2 separate regions of the Homo sapiens genome follow, and region 1 is linked to region 2. A link is a loop called in an ENCODE intact Hi-C map of the cell type or tissue named here. Cell type or tissue: heart right ventricle. All regions are shown on one strand. Each heading gives the region's core, and the rest is flanking DNA. Links, peaks and the distances in the headings are about the cores only. Region 1 overlaps WWTR1 (WW domain containing transcription regulator 1). Region 2 has its middle 35 kb from the start of COMMD2.

What was found. Hi-C counts contacts between places; a loop is a spot of excess contacts. Peaks named below come from ENCODE experiments on the same cell type or tissue, not always from the same donor. Only the 100,000 strongest peaks of a DNase experiment are listed, where the experiment ranks them.
Region 1: it touches region 2 in a loop (4-fold over the local background); 28 of 110 quality-filtered maps call a loop at or near these places.

Annotation. Positions count from the first base shown.
Region 1 is chr3:149,566,896-149,572,281 of GRCh38, reverse strand. The region is part of intron 3 of WWTR1 (WW domain containing transcription regulator 1); the gene reads left to right. Among named protein-coding and RNA genes, the nearest start is that of WWTR1-IT1, 82 kb to the left of the region's middle. In heart right ventricle, for the core only: a CTCF peak has its summit at 3,138 (motif pointing left); no DNase peak of the experiment used is centred there; H3K27ac peaks cover 3,237 bases.
Region 2 is chr3:149,715,086-149,720,471 of GRCh38, reverse strand. It overlaps a transcript of WWTR1 not described here. Among named protein-coding and RNA genes, the nearest start is that of COMMD2, 35 kb to the left of the region's middle. In heart right ventricle, for the core only: a CTCF peak has its summit at 2,833 (motif pointing right); a DNase peak (open chromatin) is centred at 2,871; H3K4me3 peaks cover 615 bases; H3K27ac peaks cover 508 bases.

The sequences.
Region 1 (5,386 bases), core at 144-5,143, 150 kb after region 2:
CATAACATGTGTCAGATAGCATGCCAAGTGCTTCCATGCCTTACCTTATGAAAGCCTTCCAAAACCCCTGCAAAAAGTAGCAGGCTCTCCAGTTTATACATGAAGAAACTTTCCGAAAGTCTTGCAGCTTGTGGAGAGCAGAGCTGGAGAGCAGGCTAGTCTGATTTTAGAAGGGAGTTAACCATTACATAACCTGCAGGTGGCTTCTCCCCATACCTGCCGTGGGATAATATGGCTCACTTTTTACTTCATTTACAATACTTAATAAGTGCGATTTTAGACTTGAGAAGAGAATATTTTCTGCTAAAATTATCCCCACTAGAGATAATCACCAGTGAATTAATACACTGCAGCAACGGAACCAGTCAGCTTTTTTGGTAATCATTCCCTTCCTTCTCCCCCAGGGCTAAAAATAAAAAAGGGCCAATTTTAAAGTTTTAGAAAAGTTGGTGCCATTTTCAGATAACATTTCCATTTAAGATCAGATATCCAGATATGCTTTATACACAGAACAGTTAATTTTAGGGAGTGAAAAGAATCTCCTGTTGGATTTTCAGGAATGAACAAGATAAAAATGGAAGCGTTATTCCTGGACACCCTTCCCTCATACTGTGGCTTAGCCAAAGTGAGTATGAACTCAAGTAGACCCTAGTCAGCTTCAAGTGTCAGTTCTTCCAGGAAGTCTGAACCTACTGCTTTAAAGCTTGCAGATGTACAGTTTCCAAAAAGCAAATGACATGGAACAACCTCTGTGGAGTTCCTTATCTAAAGGGCAGATCAAAGAAAATGCAACCAGTTCTGGTACCAGCAGTGGTAAACCAAAGCCTCCAGTGAGTTATTTTGTCCCAAATATACAGGAGCTCGTGTAGAAATCAGATGCCACTGTAGTAAAGAGACCCCAAATTAGGTGGCATTAGACTGGTTTTTACAGTTTGTTTAACCATTTAATTTTCATCGAAAATTCTAAAAACTGATTATTAAAGTTTTAACTTTAACTTTGTAATCAATTATAATCGGAAAAAAATCTTTCATGAACCCAGTTTACAAAAAAAAAAAAAAAAAAAAAAGAAAAGAAAAAAAAATTCAAACACTTCCTCCAATCTCCCTTTCCTCAGTCCCCAAGTTTGTTTCCTGGAGCCAACCAGTGTTTCTAGTTGTGTGTGTGTGTATGTTTAATCATACTAAGGTTAGCATATCATAACCACTGTTCTGTATCTTGCTTTTTTCACCTGCCTGTCCATACATATAGAGCTGCTTCATTCTTTTAAAAATTTGCCTATTAGTCTACTATATTAATATGCTATAATTAGTTTATTTAACTAACTCCTATCTGGTAGATATTTAGGTTGTTACTAGTGTGTTGCTAGCATACAAATACTGGAGTGGATATCCTTTGTCATGTTCTTTTATGCATTCTCCTTAATTTTTAAAATTTGTGCGATATGTAGGAAGTGGACTAATTAAAAGAAGCTTGAATGCTTGGAACTAGATATTGAAGGCACATGTGAGTCTGCCTGTATGTGCATACATGCATGCATATGCACACACACACACAAAGTCCAATTGCACTAGTAAAGTATATCTAAAGAAGTTGTAATCTGAACATTCTGAAACAAATTTACCTGTAGCTCAGTAAAATACCTTAGTTTCCAGATTTCTATTTTTATTTAATTTTTGTTATTATTATTATTATTATTATTATTATTATTATTTTGAGAAAGAGGCTCACCCTGTCATCCGGGCTGGAGTGCAGTGGCACGATCTCAGCTCACTGCAACCTCTGCCTCCTGGTTCAAGCAATTCTCATGCCTCAGCTTCCCCAGTAGCTGGGACTATGTGCATGTATCATCACGCCCAGCTAATTTTTGTATTTTTAGTAGAGACGGGATTTCACCATGTTGGCCAAGTTGGTCCCGAACTCCTGACCCCTGGCGATCCGCTTGCCTCAGCCTCCCAAAGCGCTGGGACTACAGGCGTGAGACCCGGCACCCAGCAGTTTCCAGATTTCTAATAAGGCAGTGAATTTCTCAAGACGCACATTCTGGGGTTTTTCCAACAATATTTGTGTATTTGCCCATTGCAAAGTGTGTTTCTAGCTTATGGAGAATCACAGATGTGTCTGAAGGATGGAAATACAACTTGGAATGCCAAGTAAGTTCCAAAGACCAGGACTTAATTTAGAGAGTCTCAATACAGTCAGAATAATAAATGATTTACTCAGACTATTTCATTTCAAGCCATAACTCTGCCTGTGGTTCATAGTCTTTATTATATATCTTTAAACATATAAAAATAAAAAGAGCAGAGCTGGGTGTAGAGGTGCATCCCTGTAGTCCCAGCTACTTGGAAGGCTCTGAGGTGGGAGGATCTCTTGGGCATAGGAGTTTGAGGCCAGCCTGGGCAACATAGTGAGACCCCCAACTCTTAAAAACTAGAAAAAGAAAAGAGCAGATTCTTCTCCTCCCACTCTTCCTTCTTCTTAAATCTAGAACTTTGGTACTTTTCAATGGAATGTAGCTGTCAAATAAGTGAACTAAAGTGATAGGTCTTCTTTAATGCAAGGCATTTATATACATGTGAAAAGGATGTCAAAATACAGTTAATAGCATTACTATCAGATGATAGAATAGTACCTTTTATAACTAATTTTATTTATTTCTAGAGCCGTGATATAATCAGTGGCATAGTTAACTACATTCAGAAACAAATCTTGTATTTGGTCCCTGTATGTTTCTGTAGGTTAGGTACATGGACTTGGGTGTCTGACTGCCAGAATTTGAATCCTGGCTCTGTAGTTACTAGTTTGGTGACCCTTAAGTTATTTGTCTGTGCTTTGATTTCATCATATGTACAATGGGGATTATTAATATATGAGGAACTTACGAGTTTATATATGCAAAGTGCTTAGAACTATGATTGCCACATAGTAAGCTAAAATATATGTTTATTATCATTATTTTTATGGCAAAAAATATTTTATATTTTATTTAACTATAGCATGTTATATTTTAAGACAATTTAACTGTTCTTTATAAGTGCTTTCTAGAATAAAAATGATTTATTTTGGGCTGGTTAGATTGCAAAGTGTTTTAAATTAGGAACAATGTATTCATTACCTTCAGTGAGGATAGTGCCCTCTGGTGGAAATGTTTAAGTTACCTCTCCCAGGAGAAACTTCTTATCACTAGACACCTTATTTTTTATAAGAGCTTTAGATGCCGGGCGCGGTGGCTCACACCTGTAATCCCAGCACTTTGGGAGACCGAGGTGGGAGGATCACGAGGTCAGGAGATCGAGACCGTGATGGCTAACACGGTGAAACCCCGTCTCTACTAAAAATGCAAAAAATTAGCTGGGTGTGGTGGCGGGCGCCTGTAGTCCCAGCTGCTCGGGAGGCTGAGGCAGGAGAATGGCGTGAACCCGGGAGGCGGAGCTTGCAGTGAGCCGAGATTGCGCCACTGCACTCCAGCCTGGGCGACAGAGCGAGACTCCGTCTCAACAACAAAAACAACAACAAAAAGAGCTTTAGATGTATTCCTGTAATGCGACTTGTAAATCAAACCATATTTTTATTGCAAGAGGAAAGACCCATTACTTAGTCATCCTGGAGTGAGTGACTTTGTAAAAACAGAGGATTCTTTCTGCAGGTTGGCAGATTTGTTGAACACTGAGTCTAAGTAAAATGAAATAAGCTCTGAAGGGGAAAATTGCAAAAATATGGTTTTTTTTTTTTTTTTTTTTTTTTTTTTTTTTTTTTTGCACTTTAATTCAAATAGCCATCTCCAGTTTCGTCTAGCTTAAAACTAAAATTTTAGTTTTTGTATTTGCCAAATCAGGCTTTACCAATTTGGATTCTGTCTGAGCAGAGTAATGGCCTTTAAGCCTGAATTCCCAGACATATGCAATAAATGGAAGAAGAAAAGACGACCTTGGGGGACTTTAGACTTGGCTCACTGCAACCTCCACCTCCCAGGTTCAAGCAATTATCCTGCCTCAGCCTCTGGAGTAGCTGGGATTACAGGCGCCCGCCACCACACCCAGCTAATTTTTGTATTTTTAGTAGAGATGGGGTTTCACCATGTTGGCCAGGGTGGTCTCGAACTCCTGACCTCAGGCAATCCGCCCATCTCAGCCTCCCAAAGTGCTGGGATTACAGGCGTGAGCCACTGCACCCAGCCAGAAGTTTGTATGTTTTAAGTAGGTTGTGGGCCTTCCTTACTATTAATACTTACTAAAATTTTAAAAAAGAGAATAAGAGGGAAACAAAAGAGGGAAAAAAATAGACTGCCTACACAGGCTCTGTTATAATGTATAAAACAATGGGCTTGAGAAAATGAAGCCTGCTGCAGATCTTAGTCCTTGGTTAGAGTGGTGGCGAAGTGGGCATGGAAGTGGGATGGAGGGTGGGGACTGTTTTGGAAGAACTTGAAGTCAGAACTGAGTTTCTCTTAATTTAGACGTTTATGTATTGGGTTATTTAACCTCTGAGTCTCATTTTCCTTATCTGTAAAATGGTGATAATGATAGTACCTATCTGATAACGTTGTTTTGAGTATTTAGGTAGTCCATGTCTTGGTACCTGATGTATAGTAAGCTGCCAGCACTTGTATTGTTATAGCTATTATTGTTAGCCAGTTGCCTCATTTTTCCTCCCCTTTCTGGCTCCTGTGTAATCAGAGGAAGATCCTTTGATATGCTCTGTTAGAAAGCCATTCCATTCCTCCTTCAGGAAGACCCAACCATGGTTACTGCAACTTATATTTGTTTGGGCACTTTTGCTTACAAATTGTGAAACTAGCTGGTGTGGTACCAAAAAATAACATTTAACCTCGGACAGCAATTGTGAGAAGATGAAGAGGAGCAAGCTTGTGACTGTCAGGTCATTCACAGAGGGAGTTTGTGAAGAGCAGTCACACTTCTGAGTTCTAAGTGAAGAACATTTTCCCCTCTGCAAGTAGTGAAGTGTTAGATTTTCCCATTCCTCAGCAGACAAATACTGAAAACATGCAACAACTTAAAGTAGCTCCATATTTTAAAATGTTTTTACCAAAAGAAAGTGTCATGCTTTTTTCCTTTCTTTTTTTTTTTGCCTTTTTGGTGATAATCCTAGTGATCATAAACCATGGTGTGCTGAGCTGCTGTCACACACTAATGAGGCTTTTTGTTGGAATGAGACCCTGACCTGAGATGCTAGTATCCTTCCTGACAGTACAGGAAAAAATAAAGACTATAACAACTTCACCAGCCTGCGAACCCTAGCCAATTCAGAAACTTTTGGTAAAGTGCAACTAGAGTGTATTTTCAATACTATAGGAAATTTTTAAAGTTACATATACACACATGCACACACACGCACTTACTTACCCCTTTGAAGATGTGCCATCCA
Region 2 (5,386 bases), core at 158-5,157:
CCAATGAATACAATAGAGAATCCAGAAATAAATCTTCAAATATATGGTCAAATGATTTTTGGTAAGGGAACCATGATTATTCAATAAGAAAAGGACAGTCTTTTCAACAAATGGTGCTGAGAAAACTAGATATTTACATGCAAAATAATGAACTTTTACCTTTACCTAATACCATACGCATAATTTAGCTCAAAGTAGATCCATGGCCTAAATGTAAGCCCTAAAACTATAAAACTCTTAGAAGAAAACATAAGGCAAAAACTTCACGACATGGGATTAGGCAGTGATTTTGTGTGATGACACCAAAGGCACAGGCAACAAAAGAAAAAAACAGACAAATTGGACTTCATGAAAATTTAAAAATTTTATATCAAAAGACACTATCAACAGAATAGAAAGACAGCCTACAGAATTTGAGAATATATTTACACGTCATATATCTGATAAGGGATTAGTATCCAGAATATATGGAGAACTCCTAAAACTCAACAACAAAAATACAAACAGCTCAATTCAAAAATGGGTGAAGGACTTGAATAGATATTTGATACTTCTCCAAGAAGATATACAAATGGCCAATCAGCACATGCAAAGATGCTCAGCCTTACTAATCATTATGGAAATGCAAGTCAAAACTATAGTGAGAGCCACCTGGACACCCTTAGGATGGCTACTATCAAAGCAATAGAAAATAAAATGTGTTTGCAGGGTATGTGGAGAAAATAGAATCTTTGTGCCTGTTTGGGGGATATAGAATGGTATAACCACTGTGGAAAGCAGTATGGTGGTTTCTCAAAAAATTAAAAATAGATTTACCATATGATCCAGCAGTGCCATACTCAGAAGAATTAAAAGCAAAGTATCAAAGATATTTGTATGCTCGTGTTCATACAGCATTACTTACAATAGCTAAAACATTGAAGCAACCCAAGAGGCCATTGACAGATGAATGAAAAAGCAAAATGTGATATATACTTACAATAGAATATTGTTCAGCCTTAAGGCTGGGCACAGTGGCCACGCCTGTAATCCCAGCACTTTGGGAAGCCGAGGCAGGTGGATCACCTGAGGTCAGGAGTTCAAGATCAGCCTGACCAACGTGGTGAAACCCTGTCTCTACTAAAAATAAAAAAATTAGCTGGGCTTGGTGGCTGACGCCTGTAGTCCCAGCTACTCAGGAGGCTGAGGCCCAAGAATCACTTGAACTCGGGAGGCAGAGGTTGCAGTGAGCCCCAAGATGATGCCACTGCACCCCAGCCTGGGCAACAGAGTGAGACTCGGTCTCAAAAAAGAAAAAAAAAAAAAGAAAAAGAATATTATTCAGCCTTAAAAAGGAAGAAAATTCAGGCCAGGCATGGTGCCTCACATCTGTAATCCCAGCCCTATGGGAGGCCAAGTCAGGCAGATCACTTGAGGTCAGGAGTTCAAGACCAGCCTGGCCAACATAGTGAAATCCCATCTCTACCAAAAATACAAAAATTAGCCAGGCGTGGTGACAAGCACCAGTAATCCCAGCTCCTCAGGAGGCTGAGGCAGGAGAACCGCTTGAACCTGGGAGGCAGACGTTGCACTGAACCGAGATCATACCACTGCACTCCAGCCTGGGCAACAGAATGAGACCCTGCCACAAGAAAAAAAAAATGAAGAAGAAGAAGAAAGAAAATTCTGAGGCATGCTACAACATGGATGAACCTTGAGGACATTAGGCTAAGTGAAATAAGCCAGTCACAAAACAACAAATACTATATGATCCCACTTTTATGAAGTACTTAAAGTAGTCAAAATCATAGAGACAGAAAGTAGAATGATGGTTGCCAGGGGTAGCAGGAAGGGAGCAATGAGTTGTTGTTTAACGGGCATAGAGTTTCAATTTTGCAAGATGAAAAGAGATCTGGAGATGGATGCTGGTGATGTTTGCACAACCATATGAATATACTGAATGCCACTCAGCTGTGCACTTAAAAATGATTAAGATAGTAAATTTTGTTACATATATTTTACCATAATAAACTTTGGGTAAAAAATTAAAATGAAAAGAACCAAAGTGAGATAGCAGAGGACCCTGTGAGCTGTTGAGCCTGTGTGAACAGAGACTAGTGGCCCTCATGGCATGTGGCTGAATGAGTGGTTGGTAACGATCTCCTGCTTTCTACTATCTGTTTCCTTTTCTTCCTCAGTTTTTTTCTTAATCTGCTTCCTTGAGAAAACAATCCTGCTTCTTTGAGATACAAAATTCCAAGTTTGATGTGGTGATTATGGGGAAAAAAAGAACGTAAGGTCACAATGAGAAGATGGGACACTATGGAAGGCCCTTTAATTTTCTAATAGTCACATAGACTTTAAAAAATAGTCTCTGGGGTCTGGTAACTTGGTAATGTCATTGAGTTATTATAAAAGAGTAAGCAATTTTATAATATATTTGTTTAGGGATATAATTTTGTATAATTTCCCTTGTTCACTTATTTTTCAGTATAAATCAGCCTTGATGATATGATCATTTCTATTTTTTTCTAAAATTAGAATAATAATAATACCTGTTTTATTAATGGTGATATAAAATCTAGGAGAAAAACATGAATGAATACTCACAAGTATTTACTACTTGTGAGTAGTAGAAAACATGTGAATACTAACAAGCTACCATAGTCTTGTTCCTGAATTTCCATAAGAGAGACCTTCCAAATGTATGAATTTTTATGTCTATATCTTAAGCCAAGAATATCCTTCTTCACTATACCCACCCTACACCTAATCAGGAAATTTTCAAAGTCTTTCAACATATTTCATATTCACAAATTGCTTATGTTGGATCATCACCCTTGTCCTTCACTTCTTGGGCACCAGAGGGCATACATCTTAAATCTCACTTTCTCAGAGACACAAATCCTTTTTCCCTCCACTGCAGGATTTTCTCCTCTGGATTTGCTCTGGCACCTCGAAGAAGCTTAGGGGAACAGTTCAGCTTTGCTCTTCCTGATAATTAGTGGCTTTCCTGATGGTGTGGTTCAACACACCCACCAGAGACGGAAGGTAATGATTACTCAGGAGACCTGCTTCCTTTATCAATCTGCACAATCAAAAGAATTGTCCTTGAAAATAGTCTTTGTAGACCATTAGTTCATAATCTTTTTTGTTTGTTTGTTTGTTTTGCTAACTTTTCATTGTTTTTAGGCTGAAGATAGCCTAAAATTGTATTCATTACTTTAGCCTTCGAAGCTTATAAAGTGAGATAATAGAAGTGAAACTGCTTTCGAACGGGAAAGAAGCACCATATAATTGCAAAGTAGAATTACCTTTAGGAGAAATGTTAACCAGACAAGGCCAGTCTGTCACCCACTGGGGAGTCGCACAATCTCAGCTCGCTGCAGCCTCAACCTCCCCAGCTCAAGCAATCCTCCCACGTCAGCCCCCAGATAGCTGGGACTACAGGCATGTGCCACCTAAGTTTTTTATTTTTTATAGAGACAGGGTTCACCCTATGTTGCCCAGTCTGGTCTCGAACTCTGGGCTCAAGTAACCCGCCCACCTCAGCTTCCCAAAGTGCAAGGATTAGAGGTATGAGCTGCTATGCTTGGCCCATAATTTTTGATTCTTGTGACTGTATGCCCACATTTTTTTTCTTATGATTTCTCTGTAGATCTGTCCTTATAAAAATTTTTATTTTCTAAACTTGTTAATTCTTCTGGACATATCCTAAACTACACATTTAGAGCCACCCAAGTAGCCATCCATCCACTTATGAAATAATATGAGTATTAAGAAATCTAGAAATTAAATTTAAAAAATAAAATATGACTTTTTGTTTGTTTACTATTAAAAAACAGGTCTCAACAATCAATAAGTAAATGATTCTAAGAGAAAATGTTAAAATATAATTTTTTTTTCCCTAATACCAGATAAGAATATTTTTATTTTCCTTTGGGCCATCCCTCAATCACAGTATATTCAGAGTAGTTTTCAAATTTTGTAGGATTGTTTTTATCTTTCTGTGGCTTTGACAAGTATCAAGTATGGGTAGATTTAGTTGAAAAGGTAAGTAGGCCACAGAGCATCAGAACAATTTCTTTATTTTATTTTATTATTTTTTTTTGAGATGGAGTCTCCCTTTGTCACCCAGGCTGTAGTGCAGTGGTGTGATCTCGGCTCACTGCACCCTCTGCCTTCCAGGTTCCAGCAATTCTCCTGCCCAGCCTTCTGAGTAGCTGGGATTACAGCTGTGTGCCACCATGCCTGGCTAATTTTTGAATTTTTAGTAGAGACAGGGTTTTACCATGTTGGCCAGGCTGGTCACAAACTCCTGCCCTCAAGTGATCCACCCATCTCGGCCTCCCAAAGTGCTGGGATTACAGGCATGAGCCACCACGCCAGGCGCAGAACAATTTCTGAATTCAAAACAAATAGCCCTGAATAGTAAATTCTCTCTTCACTGAATAGAGAATTCATGTTCAATGTTTTGTCAATGTTTTCATTGTAGGCAAACCTGAGACCAATTTTCTTAGGAAGACAATGCCATAAATGTTGATGAGGCTCCCTAGTTAACCCCCACCCCAAACCAAACCAAACAAGACTTTTTATCCAGTTAAATATGTTGTAGTCCCCTCTGAGATCCCCATCACTCTTTGCTATTCATATTTTTACTATTTTTGTGATTAGCATAAGTATTAGAAAGAGAAATTAATATCTGCAGAGCACTTTATCCACATGTACTAAGTTGTACTTATATCCCAACTCTATGTGAGGTATATGTATGAAGTACTGTTGTTCTGGGATCTTTGGGATTGGGATGTCGCTTTTCTGGCCGGAAATCTCTTTGGCTGGTGGTGCCTTTGCCCAAGTTTTCTCAGGCCCTCTGGGCTTGTTCCGCCCACTCGGCCTGGCAGGCTGTGCTCAGCTCATGCTACTGGCCCTTGATCACACCTCTAAGGGAGACTGAGTCAGGTGTGGAGCGGCAAGGGATGTGTAAGCAAGCGTGGGATCCGGCCACTGCGCACAAATACGCCGGCTGCTGCCAGGGGGCAGGCAGTTCCGAGTGCTGGCACGGGTGCCAGCGCTCTGTGAGGCTATGCTGGACCAGGCACACTGCAAGCAACTTCCCCAGCTGGCACCGGAAAATGCAGTGACGCCCAGAAGCTTGACACCCAGAAGCTTGGAGATGCCTGCAACTGCAGGCCCCCAAAGAGGGAGTCACAGCCCTGGCTTGGGGAGCTCCCAGGTCTGGGCTCCCTGAAGGGCCGCAGGTGTTCTCTCCTCTTCACCCACAACATGGTGGACAAGGGGCATGTTTCAGCCCTGTTTGTGTCACAGCTCTTTTAGCCTTGCCATTTGGTGGGTCCCGAGTTCTTGTTCTTCCACACAGACAAGTAGAGGGTGAGCAAGGCGAAGAGGA